Linked DNA regions of Homo sapiens: all the other regions are linked to region 3. The links are chromatin contacts, found by Hi-C or POLR2A ChIA-PET in ENCODE. All regions are on one chromosome and are shown on one strand. The core of a region is the stretch at or near the end of the contact, and the rest is flanking DNA. Distances in the headings are between cores, read along the strand shown.

What was found. A loop is a pair of places that touch in the nucleus more often than their neighbours do. ChIA-PET counts read pairs that join two places held with the same protein, here RNA polymerase II (POLR2A). Pooled maps may share reads with other maps.
Region 1: a loop to region 3 is called in a map of mammary epithelial cell, with 5 times the contacts of the local background. The contact joins the enhancer-like site here to the promoter of LINC01415 in region 3. A Hi-C loop is called at or near these places in 11 of 168 maps with a recorded cell type or tissue (B cell, Right ventricle myocardium inferior, cardiac septum and 5 more) and 14 of 50 pooled maps. POLR2A ChIA-PET finds 5 or more read pairs at or near these places in 2 of 52 experiments (BJ and activated B cell).
Region 2: a loop to region 3 is called in a map of dorsolateral prefrontal cortex, with 5 times the contacts of the local background. The contact joins the promoter of LINC01905 here to the promoter of LINC01415 in region 3. A Hi-C loop is called at or near these places in 1 of 168 maps with a recorded cell type or tissue (dorsolateral prefrontal cortex) and 3 of 50 pooled maps. POLR2A ChIA-PET finds 5 or more read pairs at or near these places in 1 of 52 experiments (IMR-90).
Region 4: a loop to region 3 is called in a pooled map, with 4 times the contacts of the local background. The contact joins the enhancer-like site here to the promoter of LINC01415 in region 3. A Hi-C loop is called at or near these places in 2 of 50 pooled maps.

The regions. Positions count from the first base shown.
Region 1 is chr18:55,494,897-55,502,565 of GRCh38, reverse strand. The region is part of intron 3 of TCF4 (transcription factor 4); the gene reads left to right. Among named protein-coding and RNA genes, the nearest start is that of MIR4529, 20 kb to the right of the region's middle. Within about 2 kb of position 1,730, at least 3 of the 41 ENCODE cell types and tissues checked have a DNase peak (open chromatin) inside an H3K27ac peak, as active enhancers do; they include endothelial cell of umbilical vein, where a contact is called at or near this core.
Region 2 is chr18:56,037,529-56,044,344 of GRCh38, reverse strand. It overlaps LINC01905 (long intergenic non-protein coding RNA 1905), which reads right to left and starts at 2,067. Exons shown (of 3, transcript NR_146511.1): 1 at 2,001-2,067. The region is part of intron 6 of LINC03069 (long intergenic non-protein coding RNA 3069); the gene reads left to right.
Region 3 is chr18:55,776,818-55,783,383 of GRCh38, reverse strand. It overlaps LINC01415 (long intergenic non-protein coding RNA 1415), which reads left to right and starts at 1,659. Exons shown (of 2, transcript NR_145452.1): 1 at 1,659-2,429; 2 at 3,354-6,566. All of the region lies in intron 2 of LOC105372130 (a long non-coding RNA gene), which reads right to left.
Region 4 is chr18:56,245,482-56,252,675 of GRCh38, reverse strand. No RefSeq gene overlaps it. Among named protein-coding and RNA genes, the nearest start is that of LINC03069, 58 kb to the right of the region's middle. RefSeq lists a silencer at 3,656-3,705 and an enhancer at 3,836-3,975. Within about 2 kb of position 3,900, at least 2 of the 41 ENCODE cell types and tissues checked have a DNase peak (open chromatin) inside an H3K27ac peak, as active enhancers do.

The sequences.
Region 1 (7,669 bases), core at 481-2,980, 280 kb after region 3:
TAAATTGTGACTTGGGTGTATTAGATTTGTATGATCTTGTTTATTGAGCTGCTTTGTTATGTAGTTACCAAGGATGATGTAAGCTTCTCATCCAAGTTTTCCTTTACTATGCTGCATTGTCCTTTAAATGTCATGAGAATACAAATATTTTCAAGGTAGCAGTGAGGAACAATCTAGATGAGATGACCAAAAGGACCTCTCATATGAAACTGCAGTGAGCAAAGGTTTATTGGTCTTTGGATCTCTAAATAGAGTGACTTTAGATATCTAAATTTAGTGAAAACCAGAATTCAGTGACTTTAGATTTCAGACCATAAGGGGTTGTAACACCTACTCCTTTTCTCTGTAATGAAGAAAAATGACCACAACAATGTGGTGGATATCAGAAATAGAAACTTTTCATCGTCATGCATTCCTGGAAATTCCAGGTTAGAAAGGCATAAAAGAGAGAGAAAACCTGTCATAGTTAGTATATCTACCTTGGTTAGTGTTTTTCACTTAGGGGATTGCAAATTCATATGAGAATTGCTGAGAGAAACAATTAATTTAGAACAAATATTCTCCTTCCATTGTTACAGCCTGTAAAATGTTACTTCTGAGTTGCTACTTATCTATCACCATTTCTCTTTCTCCACTTCATTGTTAGTGTTTGTATGATTAGGGTGGGCGGGGGTCTTCTGGATGGGGTTGCTCACACTCCACAAAGCCTTTTCCCTCTTCTGTTGAAAGAAGACACAGCTGAAATCAGTCTCTTTGCCTTTTCATGATATGGGGATGCGGTGGAATCAAAGCAGGCAGGATGAAAGCCCAAAAGCTTCCTGTTTCCAGCTGTTTTCTTCAGCGAAGGTTTTTTTTTTTTCTCCCAAAGATGATGCTTCCTTTCAAGGGGTTTTTAATCTGCTAACTGTTTCCTCAGTTTATTTCACTACAGTAAAATGTGTTCCCTTTAGGTCATATCTGTCTCTTTTAAAACCCAACCTGTCCTTTTCAGCCGTGTTAGTTGCTACTCAAAAGAACAAACGTGATTTATAAAAGTCCTTTTAATGAGGTACAAAGACCAATAAACCTTTGCCACTAGAGTTTCATCTTTTCAGTTGCTTTATTTTCATTTATGAAAAATTTGAGATGTCAAAAAGCCATTGAGAACACTATTGATTTGACCATTTAATATTTGTAAACAAAGCCGTTAAAAATAAAATATATTGTTATGGCCTTAAGGTTGGTTGTGGTTTTTTTTTCCCTTCCGAATGCAGTATAATCATATGTAATTTGTTTAATGTAAATTCTTTAAAATTAAGGCACTGGAAACTGCATAAATGCTAAAATGAATACTAAGAGTGGCTTGATTTATTAAGTGATAATGTGCATGAAAATATGGCTTTTTTGCACTGATGTTTATTGCTTCACTTTTTGCATTGATGTTGTTTTGGAATTTACATTTCTAAATTCTGCATCCTCTAGGGATAAATGAAATATAAAAATGAATTCTTTTAATCACTCATTAAACATTAACTAGACCTTTCACCCATTTCCTAGATCTTCCAGGGTTCTCAGTAATAATCATCATCATTATACATTGATTTATAAAGGAATATCAGAGTGAGTCAGAATTTTTCTGTTTCTTTATCACTTGTCTTTCCCCAAATATCCATACTGACCTAAACGTAGGAGAATTTATCAGCAAGAAGGTTCACATTGCTGCCCTGTTATTTGAGCTCATTCTTTGTGATATAATGAAGCCAGTGGCATATGGGGGAGAACCACCTCATTTCATTTTCACTTTAATGCTAACTCTAACATATGCTTTTGAATTGAAGTGGGGTCCCAAATGCCAATATATGTTAAAAGAATTAAACACTTTGAAAAAAGAGAAAGTTTTCCCTTATTTACTCCTGTTGCCCACTCTCTTGAGGGTGAGAGGCTGATAGCGCTTAAAAACATGAGCATGCCTATTTTATCTGTACTGTTTAATAGAGAGCTATGAAAAAAATGGCAATTAACATATTCAGACAGAAAATCATCCTGGCTGAATGACTCATTAAATAGTCGTATAAACAGGATGTGCCGAAATGAACTGGTTCAGAATTTAGTTCCATTGGTCTTTTCAGCACACACTGCTCATTATCAGCACTTTAAGAAGCAGACTTGTGGGTGCTTAGAGGACACTTAAATTTCTTTTCTCTTTATTTTTTTCTTAAATACTTCTCCCCTCCTCCACTCCTTTCCCCTGCTATTCCTAATTCTTTGCAGGCTAAGATTACTCGTCTAAACATGAAACATTCTGTTGGCAATCGAGTTAGGGGTAAGAGCTTCTGACTTTCATCCAGGTCGGTGGTCCTAACCCCAGATGACAATCAAAATGTATTTGAAGATTTTTTTTTTTGGAGACAAAGTCTCCCTCTGTCGCCCAGGCTGGAGTGCAATGGCACAATCTTGGCTCACTGTAGCCTCAGCCTCCCAGGTTCAAGCAATTCTCCTGCCTCAGCCTCCGAGTAGCTGGGATTACAGGCGTATACCACCATGCCTGGCTAATTTTTGTATTTTTAGTAGAGATGGGGTTTCACCATGTTGGCCAGGCTGGTCTCAAACTCCTGACCTTGTGTGATCCGCCTGCCTCAGCCTCCCAAAGTGCTGGGATTACAGGCGTGAGCCACTGTGCCTGGCCATGTTTTTAAAATATGCAGACATTGCTGAACCTCATTTTTTTGGGCTTCCCATTCAGTAGGTCTAGAGGCAAGGCCTGGTAGTCCGTATTTTAATAAAAGCTCCCAGTAGGATTCAGATAGCCAGCCGGGCTTGGAAACTATTCACTGATTTGTGTCCCCTCACAGTAAAAATGCTCTTTCCCCAGGTACAGGATATATGGCCATCTGGCCTGGATATCAGTGGTTTGCAGACCTGGCTGCAAATTAGAATCACTTGGGGAGCTTGGAGAATAAATACTGATGTTTGACCCCACCCCCAATTAAATTGTTGGTGGGGGGAGTAGTTAAAACCTCCCCAGTTGATTCTAATGTACAGTCAAGTTAGAGTACTTCTGTCCTACATAAACAGATGGAGCTAGGTTTAGCTGAAAAAGTCTAGTTTTCTTTTAGAATATGCTTTACCCTGTGCTAAAACTCCTCTGTTACTGTGCCTCCCTAGCCACACACACAGAGCTTAAACGTATTGCCTCTACTAAGGCTTTCACATTTATTGGTACCCTGTTCTCAGGTGGGAGTAGAATGCTAGGCTCTCACGTTGTATCAGATTCCTGTTTCTTCCTACCTGAGTATCACATCTGTGATGTGCAGATGTGTTGGTATAGCATGAGCACCCCACAAAGGCTAAGTAATAAGGATGAAGAACAAAATTGCAGTTTAGCAAAGGAAGGAGCATCCATCTTTTGAGTCCCTGTATACTCCAAGAAAAATTCTGAGTAAACAAGTTTCTTCTTTAGCAAGTTGTGATATTAAATGGGTGCCTTTCATTACATTGGCTAACATTTGCATTTCTTGGACCTGTTCTGGAAAAGGGTCTGAGATGAACCCATCGTTGAAGATCTAAAAAACAAAAACTTTCACCATGTCAAGGGAAAGAGGAAAGATTTCCATAAGTGTAATCTTGTATTCTGGATGGTACATGAAAACTCTACTTCCTAACTGCCCACAGGGATTTAAGGGGTATTTTAAGGGGTACTTACAAATAAAAGGAAGAAGATACATTACATCACATTCTCATTACCAAGGAGAAACTCATCCTCTCTAGGAAAGGTTTCTCTCCTGTCTTACGTGTGACTTTCCACCTGCTAAGTCCCCTTGAAGTTACTGAGCAAAGACACTCTTACAACACTAAGCCATTGGTGCTAGAAGTGGAAGTAGACGGAGCCCCTGAGGTTCAGGTGCCAGGTCCTTGTATCTCTGATGGCGTGGGAAACAAAAGTCAGCAGCCATTTCTCTTCACTAGAGACTCAGAGGAGGTAAAAAGGGGGGATTCACGAAGTCATCTTGATTTTTCCGTATCTTATGGCGAAGTCTTGTGGTAGACCCCAGAACCCTGATGGTTGGTCTCACGCTCGTAAGTTTACATAAGGCTTTCTCAAGAAACTGACATCCAGAGCGCTTGCCTTAGAGAAGACAGCTGACCATGGTCATGACACTGGCAGGTGTTAGGACTGGCTGGTCTACTCTGGTATGGCAGAAACCCTGGGCCCCTGAATAAGGGAGGTGATTATGCTTTAAAGTCTAGGCTTACCATGTGTAGGGCTGTGGGACTCACTGTCAGGGTTGTGTAAGGCGAGGGCCATCGCTTGCAGAAGTCTGAGTGTGTGAGCACCCCCTTAAATATTGCCCCCAGGTGCTGTACTTGCTTAACCCCGGACCCAGCCCTGGCAGGGAGCAACAGCAGGAGGGAAAACCATTGGTAATTTAGGTCTTCACATCTTATGCTTCATTTAATGTGGTTGATAAAGAGCCTCCTTGTAAAAATATCTTGGTGTAGACTCCCAGGGAAGGAAACACTTGTGTGACTGACAAGCTGGCAGTGCCCATGGCCACGTGTGTCACCCTGGTGGAGGATAATCGTCCTATTATTTTTTGTCAGTAGGTATAACAAGTGGGTAGTGCTTTGTGTATTCCACTGTGATGAATTAATTTTGTGTTCATTGTAGTAGCACTGATCATAATGAATTAATTTGGTATTCATGTGGATGTCAGAGGTTTTTTTTTCCCCTTCCAATTTCATGTAGCTTTAGTTAATGGATACTTTAAAGTACAGTACATCTGATCTGATTTCTGTTCTCTCATTCACTTCTCATAATTTTCCCCCCGCTGGATATTGTGAGGTCTTCTGTTTTTAAAACATTTAACTTGATCTTTAAATAATTAATGTTTTAATAGCTTTACATGAACTCAAACATTCCTCCTGCTTTTAATTTATAAAATAAGGAAAATAAGGTAAATAGTTATAACAAATATAACTGCTAGGTTGAATGATATACTTAATAACTTGTATATTTTAGTTTGGTTTAAAAAGATCTGAACTAATCATTTGTAATTTGTAGCCTTATTGAAGACAAATATTGTATCCCCTTATGCAAATATGAAATAATGAAAACTGCATGCCGTATATAATAGTTTGCTCTTCTTTTAATTTCTTCTCTCTTTCCCTCATAGACAAGATTGATAAATGTATGTGCATATATTATTTATCTGTTCATATAAGGACATGTAATTGACTATTAGATATGGTAATTGCATAAATATATCTTATTCAAGCTCATTTCCTTTTCTGTTTATAAAATAAATGTTTTTGTTAAATTGGAATATGTACTGAAATAGAAGTGCCTAATTTAGGATTCAGAAACTAGGTACACAAACAAAAATCAAACAAAATTCTGGGAACCTTTGACAAACTTGTTCTTTAACCTATATGTGTTTAAAAAATTTGTTCATCATGTTTGCTGATTATTGAAGATATTTATAATAGAATAAGGGTTTCCTTCATCACTAACACACCTGCTCGGCTGATTTGCTCCCAGTGGAAATATGGTTGAACCTTTAGAAAGAACGATGTTTTTTTGCCTTACGAGTATCAGGATGCCATTTTTGGTCTTTCTTTAAATTTAAACTTGGAAATGGTATCCTCCATATATTCTCTTGTGGCTTTAAACTTTTTTTTTTTTTTTTTTTGTAATTTTACAGCTCTTGTTCAGTTTGATTCTCAGCAGCAGCTGTATTCCATTGTAGACTGCTGTGTTTCAGCAATTGATGGATCCTGTATATATTCTACTATTTAGAGTATATAAAGAAGTTGGGACTCTTGCAAGTGGCAAGGACTATATAACTGGGTTACTATGGCTTTCATTATTTTTGTTATTATTGTGACAGATTGTACAGTAATATGCTAACAAAGATTTATGGCATCATGCAGCAGTAGGAAATGTTGGGATGGAGGAGAAAACTCATGTTAAAACAAATGTCTATAATAATAAGAGGAAAACAAAACTTCAAAAAAGCTGAGAATTGTTTCTAGTATAAATATTTTTATTAACATTTGTTATGGTTGAAGATCTTGAGAGGAACTGTTCATGCATTTCTGCAGTTTAGATTATGCTGTATGCCTATTTGTGCATCATCGTTCTTAGGAGATTGTTCTTTCTTCTGGTTTTTTTTTTTTTTAGTTTTTTTGTTTTACTGGAACACATAGGTATTGAATATGCAATGAACAGAAAATTTATGGAGGGCAGAGTTATGAGTATCTGAGGAAAGTTTAATTACTTTTATAATTTAGATAAGCTTCATAATTTATTGTAACACGCTGTACTTTGGCACAATTTGTAACAATTATAAAGCACTTGAATTTAGGTTCTTTACTTGGCAGCTATCAACAGAGTTAGCTGTATGAAAACTTTAAGCATTTACTTTCCTTCCTCCGCCTTGCATTACAGGCTTACGCTGTAGTAGTTTTGTTGCTCCCACTTTCATTTGCCACATCTCTGGGTTTTATGTATCACAGTATAGTAGGCTTGTGGCTATACACTAGGAAGCAGACGAAGAGAGAACCTGAAGATACCTCCTGATGCCCAAACCTAGGAAAGGGAAAAATGCAGAAGAACTCAGACGACTCTTGGAAATGATTCTTGCCTCAATTAAAAAGACCTCACCACTCACCTCCATGTAAAGGACAGGTCGTGAATTATTCAAATGATTCAGAAATCAACATTTAAAAAAATGAACATAAATTCCTTTTCATAATTAAAGAGCGGTGGAAAATGGCTCTTTTCTTAGGTCTAGATTATATTGCTGTTAAAGGAATTGCTGCCTAGTATACAATTTTTTGACATTGTTTTCTACAACATCAATCTTATTTGTTGTCCTTTTTTGTCACGCCTGTTAAATGTGTATTTTTCTGTGTTGATATTGAAACTAATGTACAAAGTGTGACATCTCCAAAAACTGATTTGGTTGTTCCTAAAAACATTGGTCCTTAAAAGTATATTTATTTGCAGCCCAGGAATTTTTAGCTTCACATTTTTCTTTTAATAACTAAACTGTAGAACAGAATTAGCTCTCATAAAACCTTGTACTTGCTGAACAACTCTCATAATTAAATGAATATAATGATTTTATGTGACACTTTGAACTTCTAAAGTTCTTTCACATCTATGTATGTTTAGGACAAGATTTAAAAGTTAAATTATTCTACAGTTGGAGTAGAAATAAGTGGCCAAGTATCCAACTTTTGTATCTCAAATACCTTCTTTTTTTTTTTTTTTCCCAAATACCTTCTTATATTCTCCACCGACTTTTTGGGCTGGCTAAGTGTGACAGAAATGGGAACTTTAGTTCTGGCTTTTGATTCTCTCATGTTAATGTAGGTTTTTGATAAGTCACTTGGTGCAAAACACTGAAACAACTTATCTATTGGCTTAAATGAGTCAACAGTCTGAATCAAACAGGTTGTGAATTGGTTAAAATAATAAACCAGTAACCCTGTGGTTGAGCTCTTGATGATTAAAGAACCAGACCTAAGAATGCATTTATAGTCTTTTAAAAGAGAGTAAAGACTCCCACTTCTTTGAGCTGTGTTTCTTTGTGTAGATTTCTTTTTTTTTTTTTTTAAAGAAAGGCTTCATTATCTGTTTCAGATCTTTATAGATGTTGCAATAAGGTACTCCTTTCTATTAGTA
Region 2 (6,816 bases), core at 818-3,317, 260 kb before region 3:
CTTTCATTAGTGACAGTAATCACTACATCAGTCTCTTATTAATGACAATAATAGCTAACATTTATTCCATGTAAATCATAGCATAATACTATGTCATTGAATTTCACGATACCCCATGAGGTAGGTGGCATTGATATGCCCTCTCTATAGATGATGGAATAGAGATTCAGAGAAGTTAAGAGACTTGCTTATGGTCCTATTGCCAGTCAGCCCTGGAGCCAGAATTCAAGTCAGGTGTCTGATTCCTAAACCAGGCATTTGACCCCTAACGAAATTGCTTTGGTTGTAGCAGGAGGATGGGAATGGCTGGAATGGGACCACAACCACCTGGCCTCACACCTGGCCCAAGTTCTTGGAATTCCAAGACACCCCTCAAAGCACAGGCTTATGTCAACAAGAGTTTTCTAGAGGAGCTGAGGTTATCTGGGAATCTGGCTGCCAGTGTTCGTTCTCTGATCTGCTACACCATCCAACAACATAGACCCGACTTTCTTGCCAGCAGCCAGCCTCACAGGGCAGCCAAGACTAACAAGTGTAGGCACTGTGCAGGGTACAGGGCGCATGAATAGCACTATTCTTTGCTGGCCAACACTGGCCCCATTGTTTTAGGCAATGAATAGAGCTGTGTAGAAAAAAAAAAATTCACACACGAAGCAAAAGCAGCAAAATTTGTCTCTTTGTGATGGTTTCAAGACTGGGTGAAAAAGTCATTCTTCACCTGGTGCTGTTTTACATACTCTTTCACAAACAGAAAGCACTTTCTGGCAAGGGAAGAGCCTTTCTCTCAAAATTAAAAAGTTATAGGTCACAGTGCAGGTGGGAGAATTGGGAGTAGACCTCAAAGTTTAATGGCACTCATTCATTACAACATTGGGGAGATGGAAGTGATGAGGCATCATTTTGATTTAGTGGAATTAAGCTCTGTTCCCAACAATCATCTTGATCTATTTGGGACACACAGTTTTTGCCTGCATTTTTCACAGATAACAGAGGGAAAGTTAAGAACACACTATTAACTACAGTATATATTAGGGCTCCTATTCAAGGCAAATAATTGCCAGACTTTCTATTTCTTTTTGATAGTGCTAGACTCTTTTAGTCTCAGACCCATTTCTGGGGTTGTGTTGCTGGCTGCTGTAACTCACCACCAGGGAATCTCTCCCTATCTTTGTCCTGGCTGCACCATTAGATGAAGTCAGAATCTCACAAAACCATTACACTCATTTAACTTCTGCATATGGAAAATGAATTCCTCTCTTAAGAGCAGGCATTAACACATAGCTCTGATACAAGCCCGTGTCCCACACACATTATCTCCTTTTCATCCTTACACCACTCATAAAACCACCATTGGTGGTAGACGTCCTGTGGTACAAATCATCTTGGATTGTTGACTGAATTATTATTTTGTGTATCTTGGTATCATAAAGTTCTATGAATTCAGTTTCTTCAAAATAGATCTCTTTATTTTTTTATTTAAATACAGAAACTTCCAGAGGCAGCTTAAAACATGGGAAGAGCATTATGGGCTTTAGATGCAATCTGATTTAAATTCTGGCTTATACAGTAGTTCTGTAGGATGACTCTATGGTCTATGTTGTCCTGGAAAGACCTTGCTGTATCTGTTATCCTGGTGTAATTGTTAATATTGCCGTCTTTCACTTTAAAATGTGTACAGTTTAAATGGTAGATGATAAGGTCATCCTATGGTTATGTCACCATGGGCAAGCAACTTAACTTCTGTTAAGTTGCTTTCTTCATTTATTAAATCAGGACAACACTGTCTATCTGTTAGGATCAGTATTAATGTTAAAGAGAATACACGGAACTCTCTGCATATTGTCTGAAGCATAGCAAGGACTCAATAAAGATGGCTATTATTAATATTTCCTCTGGAGGCACTGCCTTAGAACACTGTTTCCAGGTGCCTTCATCCATTTTGTGCTGTTAGAATACCACAGGCTGAGTAATTCATAATGAACAGGAATTTATTGGCTCACCATTCTGGAGGATGAGAAGTTCAATATCAAGTTGCTGGCATCTGGCAAGGGCCTTCTTGCTGCATCATCCCATGAAAGAAGGGCAAAAAGAGAATGAGGGAGAGAAAGAGGCAAAAGGAGGCTGAACTCATCCTTTTGTAAGGAACCTACTCCTGCAATAACAAGCCCACTTCCACGATAATAGCATTGATCTATTCATGAGGGAAGAACCACCATGGCCTAATCACTTCTTAAAGGTCCTTCCTCTTAATACTGTGACAATGGCAATTAAATTTTAACGTGTGTTAGGGAGAGGACAAACATTTAAACTATTGCACCAACTGTTTGAGAAATCATGGACTATTGAAACAAAAAATAAAATAAAATAAAATCAATCAAAGGAATGTATTAAAGTCACCAGGGTTTTACCTTGCCTAGTAGAGACATTAGAGAAAAAGAATACCACTGATTACAAACACGTTTCCATGACAGAAAGTTTTTTTAAAAGCTGAAAATGTAGAAAACAAACTCTGAGACTAAAAGACAGCTAAGTTAACTGAAAGTATGTATCATCATTTTTTAAAACAGAGTATTATATTCTGAAGGAGATCAGAATATCTCACCCTCAAATATGCCACTTTGGCATAAGGATTATTGTGAGCTGAAGCCAATTAAGAATCAAGAAATGCAGGAAGAGTTTACTGTCCTCTCCTTTTCTGCCTAAAAAGCTGTACATAAATTTCCCTTTGAAGAAGGTTCTCTCTTACCCAAGAGAAAGAATAGCAGCTCTTAACATGAAAGACCAGAGTTAACATTAAGGTGAGTTTACATAAACAGATCTTACTAAAATCTTATCTTCCATTAGTTCCTCCCCATGTTTCCTAGTCACTTCTCCACAACTTAATGTCACTTGATGCTCACGCTCCTTTCCTTTGTTAAAATGGTGTATAAGCCCCCAAGTCTAATCACTTGTTTGCATTTTATCTTTTTGTATGTGAACTCTCATGGGTGTAAATATTAATACAAACTGTGTTCTTTTTCTCCTATTAACTTGTCTTTTGTAAGTTTAATTCACAGGCCTCCAGGTACTGAACTTAAGAAAGTAGAGAAAAAGGTTTTCCTTCTCCAAACTTTTATTTCTTTTAGCAGCAGGCTAGTGAATGTTCATAGGCTAGTAGTGGTCCAAAGTCAGACAGCTGGGAATCACTGCTCTAGAGGCATATAATCCAATCTGTCCTTTTCTGTCTGCTTCTTTTCTGACCCTGTCCTCCCCTTCTTCCTGCCATTTTATTCCCATCCTTCTCAAACATTACTTTTGTTTGTATCATTTGGCAACTTCATGATATTAAGCATTCTTCAAGTGCAGTGCTCAGTAGGCTATGGGTACTTTAAAAATATGTAGCGTATTTTTAACTTCATATCTTCCCAGAAAAACATTTTAATTTTAGCATCTTAGTTAAACCTGATGGTTACTCTAATTCACCTGTTTATTTTTCTGTAGGTTTTACACACTATTGGAGATCCAGTCAATATAGAAAAAAAGTAGATGATTCAATAAAAAAATAGAAGTTTTGCATTATGCCTATTAAGAGAGTAGCCACATACTTCAAGTGTTCATTTACAGCAGTTTTGGCAAAGAATGGGCTTAATTTGACTTCTGATCTGTACATAAGTCACAGGCAAAAACTCTCTTTTAACTCTTTTTTTCCCTCCAGGTTTGGAAAATACTCATCTTTGATTAAAAAGTTGGAAAGAACTGACCGGGCGCGGTGGCTCACGCCTGTAATCTCAGCACTTTGGGAGGCGGAGGCGGGCGGATCACAAGGTCAAGAGATCGAGACCACGGTGAAACCCCGTCTCTACTAAAAATACAAAAAAAAAAAAATCAGCCGAGCTCGGTGGCTGGCACCTATAGTCCCAGCTACTTGGGAGGCTGAGGCAGGAGAATGGCGTGAACCCACGAGGCGGAGCTTGCAGTGAGCTAATACCGCGTCACTGCACTCCAGCCTAGGTGACAGAGGAAGACTCCGTCTCAAAAAAAAAAAAAAAAAAAAAAAAAAAAGTTGGAAAGAACTGATCCACATAGGTGATTTTAAGGAAGGATGAGGAAGCTCTCCAGAAGCCCCCCTCACTTCCATTCAATTTTTCCTCTGAATGCCATTAATACCTACAACGAATTTCCTAGCATTTAACCTAACAAAGCTTTTAAAGATTTAATATTACCCTCTTTTCCCTCAAATGATATTTGCATAAGCCATAATTAAGTTTTTGGAGTCTCATTAAAAAAAAAAGCTATTGAAAGAAATAAAGCAGTGAAGCAAACATTATAAGTTGCAGTAGCTAATCACGCAAAAATGATAATAGCTTCCAAACTGTAGTCAAAATTTACTTATATTTCCTGAATATTGTGACTATTAATATTTTAAGATCTATTAATACCAAGATATATCATTGCTTTCTAATTTGCTCTTTTATTCAAGATGATCTTTAACAGCGAAAATCTTGTAACCCAATATCATAATCAAGCCATTGAACTTTTAAATTGAAGCCGGGTTCTTTTTAAGCACCTCATTTTTAAACATCAGATGAAAAAGCATTTATTCTAAGATGCAAATTTTTAATTATTTAAGAGAGTAGAAGCTTCTTTGGACCTGAAATACCAAAATGAAATGTCCCTTAACAAATATGATTTTTTTTAAAAGATGCAAATTCATCATTCTTAGTTTAACTCCGCCATGAATTTTCTCTTTAATGCAAAATAGTACATTTCATTGTGTTACCATTTTGTATTTTGCTGTATCAAAATCCTCAGCAACTTTATAAATTCTTTAAGGAGTGAAAGTGTGTAATTTGTGCTGTGCCAGAAACAGAACTCACAGTTTGCGATCACATAATTCATATACATGAGGTTGATAAGCAAATGGCAAGGAACACCGTAAGTTTCAGCAACATTTACCTCAATCAATCCTCTGTGATGGGAATGTTTTTTGCAGGGCTCACCAAAGTTCACTGGATGATTGAAATAAGAAAGAGTTGGGGGAATAACTAGGATATATGTCAAATATGTAAAAAACAAAGGAGAACCACGGAGGTTGAGACAGGATGGTTGTCCTTCCTTGGAACTGGTCTCATTAAAGTCCTCCTCAGAAAATATTTTCTCAGAACTTTGGATAAGAATTGCATTACTGGCTTCTTTTTGAAGATAATGGTTATTTTCAACATTTTATGCAACTGAATGATAAAATGACAAGAACTTTAAATTAAACCTTAGCATGCTACCAAACTAAGCATTGTGTAGAGGGGTTAGGTTGGGAACAGCCCGGCAGACATTTCTTTTCTTGCTTTCCTTTTTTTCTTTTTTTTAATCAATTTAACAAATGTTTGTTTTCAATTTGTTTTTGACAATGGACTTAATAAACTCTTTTACCTAGTTAAGATTTATGAAAAGTGTTTCTCTCCCCACTTATCTCATTTATAGAATTTGTAATTTGCATAATGGTAAGGCAGGGGCATTTTCATTCCTGCCTTTCAAGCACCTCCATTCTAATTTTCATGGTAATAGTAAGTGCACTTAACAACAATGGTTCATTGATCCAGCATGTCTCCTACCTGCCCTGGAGCAACTGGGCAATTGTTAACTATAGAAGCCACAAAACAGATAACCGAATCGACCATTTGTGCAAAAGCTCTGCCTATAATGGTTTCAATAATAATTAATATGCAGGATAGCTAGTCCTGTCACACACCATTTCAGACTAGAATTGCATCTGTCAGTCCAAATCCTGACTCCATTCGAGGCATCCAGCACTGAATCTAGTTAGACAGCTAACTGAATTAAAACAAAAATCTACAGATGCATGATAAATGCACAGGATGCTATGTCACACATGAATGACTCCTGCGCAGGCCAAATGACAGATGTATTTCCGCGACTCCAGGCCAGGCTCCAGCACAAACCACTCTTCATTTATCAATAATTGGGCCTTAATTTCATTTGGCAGTGGTGGAGCAGCATGCTCAGCTTCCTCTCCAATAGACGAACACTAATTAGACTTTTTTGGGGGGATGGGCACCAATCTTTTGGTTTTATTTCAAATACCCAACCATCAGCAAAGTTAGAACTGTCTTTGGAAGCGAGTGGTCTGTTTCACCCACAGCTCATTATTAGTGATAATATCTTGCAATGGGAACTCTTCAAGTATTAATGTTCCATTTCAATAAAGATGAGAAGCATAGGAGATGCCATGCGGAAAAAGAAAGATGGGGAAGGATTGTGGTTACACACTAAGTCTCTTAGAGTACTTGCTAACTCTTCTTACTTATTGAAGAGTTTTGCTTTGCCTTTTAGGTCAATGTGTGTGTTTGAGGGAGAAAGAGAGAGCAAAAGGCAGAGAGATTCACAGACATAGACAGATGGAGTGGCAATGTAAACAGGAAAAGTGCAGAACAATTTTTAAAATTTTAATTGTAAAAGGAGAAAATTATTAGGATTGTTTTCTCAGGTTATCATATTAATTTCCAGACCAGTTTTTATGTGGTTGCTTTTACATTAGATAAATCATTGTAATAATTAGTAAAATGTCTGATCAATTACTAAAACGGTTAGTGTTCCCCCTACCATCCAAGTAGAAAAGGCCTCCCAAAGGAATTCCAATCATGTGTACAACAAAACAAACAAAGCCTACTTTGGATCATATAAACCAGCCCCAGATTTACCAAAATACCCACATATTGGCCACTTTTCTCCTTAAATCTACATTATGGGGATTAACATTCCCTCCCTCAATGCCTACAGAGACCAAGTGTTCATTTGTTCCTTTATTTAAGCAGAGGAAAA
Region 3 (6,566 bases), core at 410-2,909:
AGCTTCCAATTCCGAGCCAGATGTAACATACGTGCATGTGTGGGTTTTATCAACTACAGAATTGGGCTCTCTACAAGAAGTCATTGGGTGTTGCAAACAATAAGTGCAAAAAGAGAAAAGGAAGCAATCTGTACAGGTGAAGAACTGACAGGAAAGAGGTAAGCCTCACCTATGACAAAATGAATTGTGGATGCTGGATCACTGAAGTAGGAGAGAGGATGGCAGTGCAAATCAGAGAAATGTCATTAAAAAGGGGGGGTGCGTGCACACAGTAAGTTGGGAGAAATAAAAATCAGAGAGTAGAATGAATTTGAGACTATGAACTAGATTAATTAAGATTTATGGTCTTGGCCAGGCGTGGTGGCTCATGCCTGTAATCCCAGCACTCTGGGAGGCTGGGGCAGGTGGTTAACCTGAGTCCATGAGTTCAAGACTAGCCTGGACAACATGGTAAAACCTTGTCTCTACAAAAAAATAAAAATTAAAATTCTAACAATTAGCCAGCTGTGGTGGTGCACAACAGTAAGTCCCAGCTACTCAGGAGGCTGAGGTGGGAGGATCGCTTGATCCTGGGAGGCAGAGGTTGCAGTGAGCCATGATGGCACCACTGCACTCAAGCCTGGGCGACACAGCAATACCCTGCCTGAAAAGAAAAATTAAAAATTAAAAAAAAAACTTATGGTCTTATGAGTGGGCTTTCAGTTCCATTTTTGGCTTTACAAGATTCCCACTCAATCAAAATTACACATACAAAATGGAGTGAAGAAAAGCTTTGCATTTACTTAGGAGGTGAAAGAACCATGATAATGTTGGCCCATCCATTTTAACTATGTTAGTGAACATTAAAGTTTGCTCCTTTAAGTGATTTGCCCATGTGTAGGTAGGGAATGTATTTCACACATCTTTTAGACTCTCCACTGTATGGACCAAGAGCAGGACTGACTGACTACACGTTGATAAATTGTTTCAGGCCACTATACTGGATATACTGAATAGACTGAGTGAAATCTCCCCGACGATCTTCACAGATGACTGGAGTCCACAGAAGTCCCTGACCCCCAGTGTTAAAGAGGCCATTACGAATACAGGTTATTATTAGGATAGGAGATATTGTCTGGAATTAAAGTCACCACCAGTCAAATTGGCTGGTACCAGATTCCTGTGATATCTTTGTGCTGTCAACACATACAAAGAGAAGTGTGTGAAAATTATTCAGTCAAAGAATAACTAGCCTAACAAAGGGAACAATTCTGGACAAAAAGTAATCCCGTTTGATTCCAAGAGTAATCCTGTCCGCAGGACAGCTTGGCAAATCCCCCACTTGAAATTTTGTTTTAGAAACACGTTCTCTGACAAGGCAAGAATTCCTCCTAAGATGACATACAGAATTCAGGCCCGAAGCCTGGAAGTCTTGCTCTGAGGCCCATCAGCATGGAAACAGGCCTTTTTAAAGGAAATAATCCAGATATTTTCTTTTTCCTGATGCCTGTGTAGACGTGTTTCCTTGCAGCTCCTTTCAGTTGGCCTGAATGCGGGAAAGCACCAGGGGGAGCTCACACATCTTCCTTCTTTTTCTCCCCCTCTTACAGAAGGTTGGCTCTTGTATCCTAGCAAAAGGGTGGGTCAAAAACAACAACATGCATGAAATGATTCAGAAAGGTAAACAAAGGCAATTCGTTCTGTAAAAATACTCTAGATTCTTTCTGAGGACTGGGCACTACACTGCTCATAGTGGGCACCTAAAGTCAGCATTCAGCCAACTCAGCGGGCTTTAAGATGGAGACTCTTAAACCTCCTGCATCAAAAAGACATAAGGGAATGTCCCTGAGAAGAGCCTGTGTCTCCTTTGAAGAGAGAGAGAGAGATTGATTCTGCCTCCTTGCAATTCGAACCGGCATTTTCCAGAACACTCCAATTTGAATCACAGTGGAGGGTCATGGGAGGGATTTGGCACAGGGGAGTCTTGGGTCTTTGGTTTTCCACATTGATCAATGGGATTGATTTTTTCTGTTTTTGTTTTTGTTTTAAAAGAAGAGAATTAGTTCCTTTTTCTGTCTCCAGGATTGAAAACATGAAGGCAAAGAAGAGAAACTCACAATATGTCATTAACTTTGGGTTATCAATATTAGTGGAAAGAATCAATGGTGCAAAGAATCCTAAAGGACTAGATAATCCGCATATTCGACTTCCTGATTATGTGTTACTGACACTAACATTTCAGAGTGTGGAGACCCTGCCCCATCTGGGGAGAGGGAGAGACAAAGACCCCCTGCTTCTGGTACTTGATTCACACATAATGCCCTCCATTTACTGCTTTCAAGAAATAACCTGTTTCTAATCTTAAATTTCAATCTACTGATCACAAAATCATAGAGATCTTAGCCTTGAAAGAGACTTCATGAGACCATGTGACCAACTTTCTGACGCAGGTGAGATATCATTGTTTTGCATTTTATTTTATAGAGGAAGTCACTGAGATTCAGAAAGGAAAATTAAAGAGGCCGGGTCTCAGTTGAGTGATTTTTCTCCGTAGATTAAAAAATCCATTCAGTATCCAGTTCCCCTTCCCCACCTACTCCTCCTAATAAGGCTGTGAATAGCGTTTTTTATATCCCAAGTCTAAACTTTGAGCCATTGGCAACCCTTAGGAGGAAAGAGATGAATCACAAGGGATTGTGGAATCATTAGAAATTGAGGTAGCTGAACATCTGGGGGAACGCTCGGCTTGATTCAAAACTCTCATCAAATGTGGTTTTCTCCTGGGTGGGAGGCCGCTGAGCCGCAGGGAAGCTGCGGGGCCAGCTGAGTAGCCGGCGGCCTGTTGGGTCCCCAGTGTCGCGCGACAGCACGACCCGAGACAAGGCACCTGGGGCTGGTGCCAGGCAGAGGCCCCGCGTTGCGTGGCCGGCGGCAACAGCGCCTGGCGGTCGGTTCCGGGCGGGGCTGCAGGCGCCGGGTTCCCGCGGCCGCGAGGCGGGGCTGGAGGGCGCTGCGGGCTGCGCGGAGGCTGCGGGAAGCGCGGGGAGCACGCGGAGCCCGACTAGCAGGGAGATCGCGTCGCGCCGGGCACAGGCACGGGACCCGCGCTCTAGGAGGGCGCAGCGAGAGGCGCACTGCGCACCCAGGGGCTGCGGTCCCGGCCGCCGTGCGGTGACAAGCTGACTCCCCGCCGCCGCCCAGCCAAGTCCGCGCGGGGTGCTGGCGGAGATGTCGCATGGGAGGCTTCTTCAACGAGGTGCAAATCCAAGCCACCTCGCCTGAGTGAATGAAGGGACGGCGCGGGGCGCGGGTGGGGTTCACCGTGACAAAAGCCCAGTACCTGGTTCAAACTTTTTTTTTTTTTTTGCCCGCAGGATTAGAACATCCGACATTAAAATGTCTCAGTGCAGCAGAATTTCCCAGCGACTTCGGTGGCGGGAGAGCAGCACCTCTCAGGCACAGCTGTGCGCATCCCTCGGGCCCCACCGACCGCACCATCTGACCGCGGGAAACGAAATCTGAGCTCAGGAATTTGAACTGCCCCACGCACGTTCGTTCCCGGATAAATCTCCTAGAGGACCGTGATTTTTCCACTTAGAGATTATTTAGGGAGATGTCCTGGATGGGACAAGTAGACAAATGGCGGCCCGAGGAAAATGCAGGAAACTCTACATTGTAGACGCTTAAGCACCAACTGTCTGGGCCCCGGGGCAGGGAACGGGAGACATTATCCACCGGAAACATCACACCCCCGGGGCTCCTGGCATTTTCTACATCAGTGAATGTGCCAGCGAAGAAGAGTGTGGGGAAATTTTCTGAACATAGAATTCATATTCCTGAAACGTTAAGTCGTGAAGTGGGTGCTTCAGCTGTCCCCCAGCTTTAGGATTTTAACCCAGCTTTGGTTTTGATCACCGAGAGTTATTCCTTATAATCAAATCAGCAAAAGCGTTCAATTACCTATTACTGGTTGAGAAAGATTCCGTTCCCCCAGCTCATTGTATCGGTTCTTGGACCCAAGATGTTAATTATCGGCCAGGCATTCACAGGGGGTTAATATGGCCCCCCTCGACACCTTGCCTCGTACCAGAGACACCAAAAGCTGCCGCTGAGGGATAATAGAGAATGGGAAAAGCTGGTCATGAAAAACCTCTTTTATTCTTACTTGCAAGCTACCCTTTTGACATTCTTTTTTTAACACTAAATGGAGATTACTGAATTGATAACTTTTGGGTTTTCTCTGTCACACTGGGGTTTTTTTCCCCCCGTTTGTTTGTAAGGTTTTTTTGGTTTTGGTTTTGGTTTTGGGGGGAGGGGAAGGGGGAAGTGGATAGGGAGATGGAAGAGTGTTCTGTTACTGGTTTTATCAAATCCTGTTAGGTCTTGTTCTTCAGTGTAATGTAGAATGGAGAAGTTGCATAAGTACATGATTGACAAACAAGGTCTCTTAGAAGAGAGTTAAGGAGTAGGAAATATAATGTGTCCTGGAGAAAAAGAAAGAGAAAACCCTTAGTATGACACACTGGCCTTTAAATAGAGGACACATGAATATGCAAAGGAGAGGCACGTGTGAAATAAGGTGTGCCTTGCTGAGCCCTCCCGCCCCCACCCCCCATGTATCAAGAACTTTACTTACATTATCTCATCTAATTCTACCCACAACCCAAGAGGAAGGGCGATACTTTTAATTCGGGTTTTTACAGACAAGAAATTTGTATCTCAGAGGCCCAAAGTAAATTGCCTGAGGGCATATAGCTACTTAGGACAGAATTAGAATTGATTAAAGAGTCAAAAATTCTTTGAGAATTAATGTTTTAAACTCTCGATTAGTTACCAAGGGAATCTGAGAAATTAATTAACTTTTGGGGGGATCTTTAGATTAGTGGGGAAATTATGTTAAGCCCAAAGAAAGACAAGCCCGTGAATTTTCTTGTTATCTATGAAGTGGTTTGGTGAAAGGTGTGACAATTTGAGAAAACTGAAAAGTGCTGAAATTCCTTTAATAAGGTTCTGTTTAAACTGATAGAGCTACCAGATATAATTAGGCAGATATCCATTTTCTTCTGGAAGCTTCTATTATTTGAGAAGAAAACTGAAAAGCTTTAGACTGTTTCAAATTAAGGACAATTTGAATTTTAGTTGGAAAGCGGATAAACTATCTGTATGATTGAGTTTAAAAGGCATGGAAAGACTATTACGAAGTATTGATCCCACTCAGTGAGAGCAAGCACAGCTTTCAAATGATACAGATCTGGCTATGAATTTGAATGGTGACTGTGCCTAGCTGTGTGACCAAGGGCAACTTTCTTAACCTCTCTGGGCCTCTGAGTCCTCGTCTTTAAAATGAGACAAATAAGCCCTTGCAAGACGCTTGTGATGATAAAATAAAAGAGTATGGGTGAAAGTCCTTAACAGAATGCCTGATATGTAGCAGATACTCAACAGAGTTAGCAATGTTTCATTTAATTAAAGCATTTGAGAGCAGGATAGGGAGCACCACTAACTTCAGCTCTTCAACAATTTTGCCTGGGGCTGGCTCTGGGGAATAGACTTGGATTCTCACGAGTATGTGAATCTTCAGTTACTTCCTTGAAAGGACAGACAGTTATAAAAGCAAGCAGTGAAGTCTGGGAAGGTGGAGGAGAATGGTTATGGAAAGTTATCCCCACATCATAAGTCTTCCTGATCTTGAGATCAAACAACAACACTTTCAGAAACAGCAAGAAATTAAGGCTGAAGCAAAATACCCCCTGTATAATTTTTAAGTCAGTTAATAATGAAGGTGTAAATAAAACAGAAATGTCTCTGTTCTTACTTAAATCTTGAACAAATAAGGGATTTTTTTCTTTAGTGTTTTTTAATAGTTTAATCATTTTTTAAGACACAATTTTTGCCTAGTTACTGTTTACTAACTGCCCTGCCAAAAATTAGTTATTACTTCAGGACTTATGTTTGAATAGAACTGCGAAATCCTGCTTTAAAAAGTACTATGAAACAATTCATCAAAATGTTTTCCTCTGATATTTTTTACCAGGTAAAGGCAAGATTACTTCTGGAGATTTTCTTTGAAAATAATGATTTTTTTTTCCTGATTATGAAAGTAATACACGTTCATTATGGACAATTTAGTATAAAATGAGAGAACAAGCTATAAAGGAGCAAACGAGAACACCCTTATTCTCACCAGTAAGAGTTAACCACTTTTAATATTTTGATGATTTCTTTCAGTCTTTTTACCCTTTATTTTTTTAGCCTTGGTACGAACCTATGGAGTATAAAATTGTGCATTCTTGTTTTTATATTTATTTTCTCCCATGTAACTAAAAAGGATCTGTAACATTTTTAGTGACTGTCTAATTTTATATCATACCAATATGATATATTAGTATCATTTTTTAAGAAACAATAGAGAATTCTCTATTGTTGAGTGTCTGTGAGTCCCAGTTTTTGCTATTGTAAATTATGCTAAACAAAAATCTGTGTGCATAAATCTCTGAGTTTAAGATTATTTCGTTAAGATAGACTTCTATAACAAGAATTACTAGGTTCATATAATACTTCTAATGCTTTTGAAATATATTGTCGTA
Region 4 (7,194 bases), core at 2,651-5,150, 470 kb before region 3:
ACCCTGTGTGGCCTGGCCCTGCCAACCTTTTCTGTGCTATGTTTTTTGATTGCTACCCAACAAATTACCACAAACTTTGCAGCTTAAAACAACACCCATTTATTAGCTTCACAGTAGGTCAGAAGTGCAGGCGTGGCATGGCTGGCTGCTCTGTTTAGGGTATCACAAAGCTGAATCAAGGAACTGACCAGCCTGAATTCTCATCTGTAGGCTCTGAGAAAAGAATCCACTTTAATTACAGATTGAATTATGCCCCCACCTCAAATTCATATGTTGAAGTCATAACCCCGAAGACCTCAGAATGTGACCTTATTTGGAGATATGGTCTTTGTAGAGGCCATCAAGTTAAAATGAGTTCATCAAATGAGCTCCAATCCAACATGACTGGTCCTTACAAAACGGGCAAATTATGACACAAATTCCTAAATGCTTAGAGGGTAGATGATGTGAAGAGACAGATTATGATGAGATGATATAGACTATCTGCAAGCCAAGGAGAAAGTCCTGGAAAAGACACTTCCCTCTTTTAAGGGCAAAAAGTCCTGCCAACCATTCAATCTCAGACTTCTAGCTTTCAAAACAATGAGAATAAATTTCAGTTGTTTAAGCCATCCAGTCTGTGGTGCCTTGGTACGGCAGCCTTAAGAAATGGATACACAAAGTCATTCTTCTATTCAGAATGCAGTTTCTTGCATTCTTGCACTTGTAGGGCTGAAAACTCCCATTTCCTTGCTGGCTGCCAACTGGGGTCTCTCTCGGCTGTGAGAGGTGGCCCATATTTCTTGCCAGGCGGTTCCTTCCATCTTTAAGCCAGAAACCATTTGAATCTTCTTGTCCTCAGAATCTTTGACTTCCTCAGCCTCTGACTTCTAGACTCAGATTTAAAGGCTTTTGGGATGATGTCAGAACTACCTGGATAGTCTTTCCTTCTAAATGCTCACTGTGTCATATCATATATGACCTAACCTCGGGAGTAAAATCCGTCATATTCACAGTCCCAGAAACTGGGGACCTAGGGGGATATTATAATTCTTTTTTTTTTTTTTTTTTTTTTTGAGACAGAACTTTGCACTGTCACCCTGGCTGTAGTGCAGTGGCGCAGTCTCAGCTCACTGCAAACTCTGCCTCCCGAGGTTCAAGCAATTCTCCTGCCTCAGCCTCCTGAGTAGCTGGGATTATAGGTGAGTGCCACCACACCCGGCTAATTTATGTATTTTTAGTAGAGACAGTGTTTTGCCATGTTAGCCAGGCTGATCTCCAACTCCTGGCCTCAAGCAATCCCCCCACCTCAGCCTCCCAAAGTGCTGGGATTACAGGCATGAGCCACGGAGCCTGGCAGGATCTTAGAATTTTGCCTACCACCAGGGCATTTCAAATTCTGGGGTTCTTCATGCTTCCTCCTAGCACAGCACTTGGTGTTTGCTGTTCCCTTTCTAGGGACACTCTTCATCCCTCCCCACACCTCCCTTGATCAACTTCTATTCCTACTCCAGATCATGGTATGTTCATATATTTGCCCAGATATACAATGCTGTCCTCTAGAGAACTAATCACAGTTATCACTTTAGAGTTTACATTTTTTGATTGCTATTTGGTTCATTTCTATCACATCCATCCACACTGTAAAGCCTTGAGAGCAAGGATGGTGTCTGATCATGAACACCACTGTATCTTCTCCCTGCACAGTGCCTCACACTCAACACATATCTATTGAATAGATGAATCATAAGCACACTCCCCACCTTATTCTTTCAGTCTCCTGCACATGTTGAAACAATCAGGTACCAAGGTGGGATAGGTAGGAGATTCTATTTTCAGAGCCGAGTAGAAGCTCCCTGAGTAAGAATTTGATATGGATCAAATGACTTGACTCCCCATATTAATTTGCAAGTTGCTACCTGAACATATTTGCTTTAATTCTTAGGCTCAAGGTGCTGAAATTATAACATCATTACTTAAATAGGCTGCCATTATTGCTCCTGACAACTTACGCCACTTCCAGTGGCTTTGCAGGAATGGGATAAAGGGCAGACATTTTAAGGACAGATATTTTCAATGAAAGCAGAGACAAGGAAGAATGTGTCCCAGAAGCCTGTCTGGAAGGGACACCATACTGTGGGTTTGAGGTAGCCAAGAAGGCACCTAGATGACATCGGTGTCAGATAGAAAGAGACAGTGCTTCCTTCTAGGACTCTGCTGCTTTCCAGCTCTGTTGAAGCACCAGCTGCACTGGTTTGTTGAAATTCAGTAATGGGTTAAACCGTGATGAGACAACAGCTTGTGCTGCTTTGCCTTCCTCTCCACCGTGGCTGCTTGGTGGAGACACAGAGAGTGGGGGCAATGAAGGTGATGGAGGAAAATGTCTCTCTTCTCTGAAGCATCGAAACAGCTCCCTTAATGGCCTCTTACGTCTGGGTCCCAAGGTTTTCATTCAAAATGATAATAAAAGGACACCTCAAACCTACAGGGAAAACCCATTCACATAGAGCAGCTTCGAGACGAGCCTCTGGAGTCACCAAGCTGAAAAGAACCTGATTAATGACAGCACCTGAGATAAGTGGCACTTTCACCAACCTTAACTGTTGATGTATGATGACATAATGTCCCCTCCAATTAATGACAAGGATATAAAACACCTGTATTTAGCAGAGCAGATGCTGCTTTTATGGTTAGATGCGCAGATGAAATTGACTTCTAAAGGACCATCTATAACTTACTTCCCTATTATTTGTTTCTACATTTGTTTCGTTATGTATGTTGTAGGTGCAGGAGGAAATTTAACCCTGGATTTCACACCTGCACAGCCAAAAGGTATATGCTTATTGTAATTTACTTAAAGACAACTTACATCCCACCATCAAGCAGGTTGGCGATGGTGATCTCCTTCATTTACTGAGGACCTTTCATACTGTGTGAACCTCACTTTATATATATATGATATATATGATATATACGTAATATATATAAAGGTAAGCAATACCTTTAATCAGTCAGTTGATCCATCCATCCATCAACCAAAGTATACTGAAACCACCTGTTTAAATCCTCTGTAAGGTAAGCACAGTGTAAGTAGTTTTAAAAATTAAAACGGTTATTGCATACTAAACATATGCAATGTGATGGATTAGGTGTTTTGGGGTTGTCAAGGATTTCTTTATGGAATTATAATTGATGAAAGGGAACAAGACATATAAACATGGTGGTAAATGCTAAATCTTAGGGAGAGCCACAGATAGTGGGCATCCGAAGAGCTCAGGGAAAGGAGAGAGCCACATGGGCTGAGGTTGGTGGGGAAAGTGCACAGAATAGTTGGGATAGAAGAAGAGACCATGTAAATAGCTATCAAAGGAAGAGAGGCCAGATCAGGTGGGAGATTATACTTTTGAAGCAAAGGCAAAGGGAATACACAGGTCAAGGCAGAGTCTGGAGCCAATGAGAAAACCACTGTGTACAAAGTGTACATAGGACAAATAATAGATCAAAGAGAGAGATTGGGTCAGGATTATTAACAGCATTGAAGACCGATTTCATTTCCTTTAAATGTTGATTTGGGAATCATCCCTAAGGATAGGGTAAAATATGGGGAATCTCATATTCCCCAGTGAGGCTTCCACTACCACTGTGCTGAGTTAGGTCCTAGCATGCTTGGGTGTGGACTCTTATGGCTCCCTCTGGGGTTTCTGAGGCCAGAAAGGACACTAGTGTCAGGGCTACTGCCCAGGGGATGAGGCCCAGAAGCATCCTTTCTTCTGTGTCTTCCCCCACTCTTCCCCCTGCCCCCCTCCACCCCCACCCCAGGTCTTGGGCAGCTTTCTCCTCTCTCCCTTGCTGTGGCAGGTGGCCTTCACCAGTTCTGCTTTCACTTTTGGGGCAAACGTTCTGTCTCTTTCACTTTCTTTTGTGCCTTGCTGGCAGGTGTAGCCATTCTAACATGGCAGGGTGGTCTCTGAGTCGGAGGCAGGCCACACAGGCAACTGGGGCTGACAATCTGAGGTCAAACTTCTCTTAATGAATTTGGAGATAGAATGTAAATCCCTTAAGAGCAGGCCTCTGTTTTTTTCATCGCTATATCCCTAGCACCTGTGCCTGGTGCATAGTGTATTTAATACACATTTGTGGAATAAAAAAAGAAAGTGTCATTTAGCATTGCTTTCTTTTTCCCACATATATTTTCTTTAGGGACCTGGACAGTTGGTTGGGGGCAACATTGGCTGTTTGGGGCCCCCATGCCCCAGACTTCTCTGTTTCTACCTGTGAATACCTGTTAATAGTTATTGGCACTCAATTTTAATACCCCCAACAGTAGCCACTAACATTTGGCAACTAGCTTTTCCTTTGCTTTTCGTAGAGAAGCTATTTTTGGTGTCAGCAGAGCCCCCAAGGATAGTTTAAATTTCCTATGCCCAGCTACCTTAAGATTCCAGTCTGAGGAGAGAATCAGTAGAGGCCACGTGGGGACCCATTCTCATTTCAGCTTCGTGAAGAGAAAAGGTGCCTTTCCTGCTTTTCAAGATTATTTTCTCCATTTCACACCCACCTCTCTAACTTGACCAGACTCATATTTTATCCATGATCCATTCTCTCTCTGTCTGGTGTTTTCTACCTCTCACTATCAACAGATTACTTCTTTGGAAACTATAGACATGTTTTTCTTATCTTTAAAAAAATCTGTCTTCCTCTTTGTGTTCCAGTTGTTGCCATTGTCCCTTTCCGCTTTCCTTTATAGTCTAGTTTCTTGGGACACACACACACACACACACACACACACACACGCATTTATAGCCTTGACTTCCTCACTCTCATCTCATGGCTTCCTAATGCCTTCCTAGGTGACCAGCTTGGGACTGGCCTTACACTTTCTGGTATCCCACATTGCATTAGAGACCCTTTGTGCTGTCATAGGTCCCAGCTCTTTGTGCTGGTTCATCTTGTGCAGCTATTGAATGGGATTCTAGGAATCATTATCATGTCTATCACCTATTTGTCTATTAAAATGATATTGAAAGAATTGGGCCCATGAGAAGTTTTCTTGTTGCCCTAATAGTTGTATTTTCACAGAAAGCTTCTTCTTTTAGGAAAAGGGCAAACCATGGCTCCATGCTGTCTTATGTAATCTTAGCAGGAGTTTAAGGCTTGGGAATGTTCTGAGGGGATGAATAGGTAATAGAGGATTCTCTATGCCCCACTGGTTATCCAAGAATTATAGACTAGAATCGCACTCTACACAACTCGAAGGAACCTCAGAGACCATCTAGTTACATGAGGAAATTAAGGCCTGGAGGCTGGGATGTGGGCAGAGAAAGTGTAGTGTGGTAATCAAGACTATGTCTTTTGAACCTGAATTCCTGGGTTTAAATCCCATCTCTGCTATTGAAGGGCCAGTTGCTTTGCCTCTGTATGTTCAAGTTTCCTCATCTGTAAAATAGAGCAATAATAGCAGCTATTCCATGGGGCTGTTGCGCAGATTAAGCAGTTAATACTTGCAAGGCTCTTGGAATAGTGCCTGGCAAATAATAAACATGTATGTAAGTGCTACTTCCTAGTATTAGTTAAACAATCATTTGTTGACAACCCACTGCATGCCAGAAACTGTACTGGGTGCTGGGATAAGAAAATGATGAAGTCACATAAATGATGTGTGTAAGTTCCTGAGGGAGAAGAGTCAGGACACACAGTGGGGTGTGGGATCTCCTCACTGCTGCCGTTAACTTCCACATAATCTTGACAAGGTGGTCATGTGTTCTGTTGTTCCAAGTGTTAGAATGAGGAGAACTCATCCAGGTGTCCATGAGCAAGCATTGTCTGCAGACATTTCTGTTTGCACATTTAGGAAAAGAGGAGATGCCCAGCACTTTGTGAGGCCGAGGTGGGCAGATCATGAGGTCAGGAGTTCAAGACCAGCCAGGCCAACATGGTGAAACCCCCCCTCTACTAAAAATACAAAAGTAAGCTGGGCAAGGTGGTGCATGCCTGTAATCCCAGCTACTTGGGAGGCTGAGGCAGGAGAATTGCTTGAACTGGGACCCGGGAGGTGGAGGTTGCAGTGAGCCGAGATCATGCCACTGTGCTCCAGCCTGGGCTACACAGCGGGACTCTGTCTCAAAAAAAAAAAAAAAAAAAAGAGATAAATTAAGATGCCATTCAGTAGAACACTTCTAAAAGAAATGGAATGTACATGGCTTGGCCAATGGAAATAATGACGTTTTTGCCTGAAGCCATAAGTTTGTTTGTCCTTTTTCTTTGTCATGGGTATGTTTAGTCTTCAAACTGGCTTTTAAGGATGAGTTTATTATTTCTAAGAGAAGAGCAGTATTTTCTTGACCAAACAGAGGTGGCACTTCCATGAGCCAAGCCTTTAGTTCAGTTTAGTTGGAAGTGAGTTACTCAGCTTTTGATCTGTTGTATTTGTTTGAGTATTTATTTTATGTACTGATTTATTTTTAATGGCAGAGATATATGGAAGTTGTCTCCTAAGCAGAAAATAAACAAATGCCCACTCAGAGATTTGTGCTCATAACAGAATTTTTGGTCTGTGAATTGGGTCCTGAGAGATTAAAGACAGCTGGTGCATACCGCAGCCGCCACGAAGCACTGTGTTTCTGGGGAAGTGTGTTGAATGAAATCTAAACAATGCTAACTGGTCACAGACACTAATTAAGAAGTATGCCAGTAGCTGTGGGCTGCTCAAATAAAACACTATCTTTTCTTCACTCTGTTGACATAGAGATACAAATAAGGTTCCAGAAAGATTGGAAAGGAGAGAGTGTGGGGACTGTAATCTTGTCTTTCCGGTATGTTTGCCAAAATCAGATAACACTGAGAAGGAACTGGTTCAAAAACACCAAAACGCATTGTTAAATGAGGGCTGCATTGTGTTTTCCTTAAGAAAAAAAAAGTCATAGAGCTCAAATCTTTCAAATTCTCACTTCTTTACCATCATAATTTTGTATTAATTAGAAAGAAAATAGTTTTACCAAGAGTTATTTGCCATGGCTTATGTATAGTTTTACAGGTGATTTATTGTGAAAAAGAAACACTTTAAAGAAATCTGTGATAAGATAAATCTCTGCAGATTATTTCATAAAGTGGTGAAATGAATTTAAGAACAATTCTGGGTTGTTTTTTTTTTTCTTTTTTTGAGACAGAGTTTTGTTCTTGTTGCCCATGCTGGAGTGCAATGGCGTGACCCTGGCT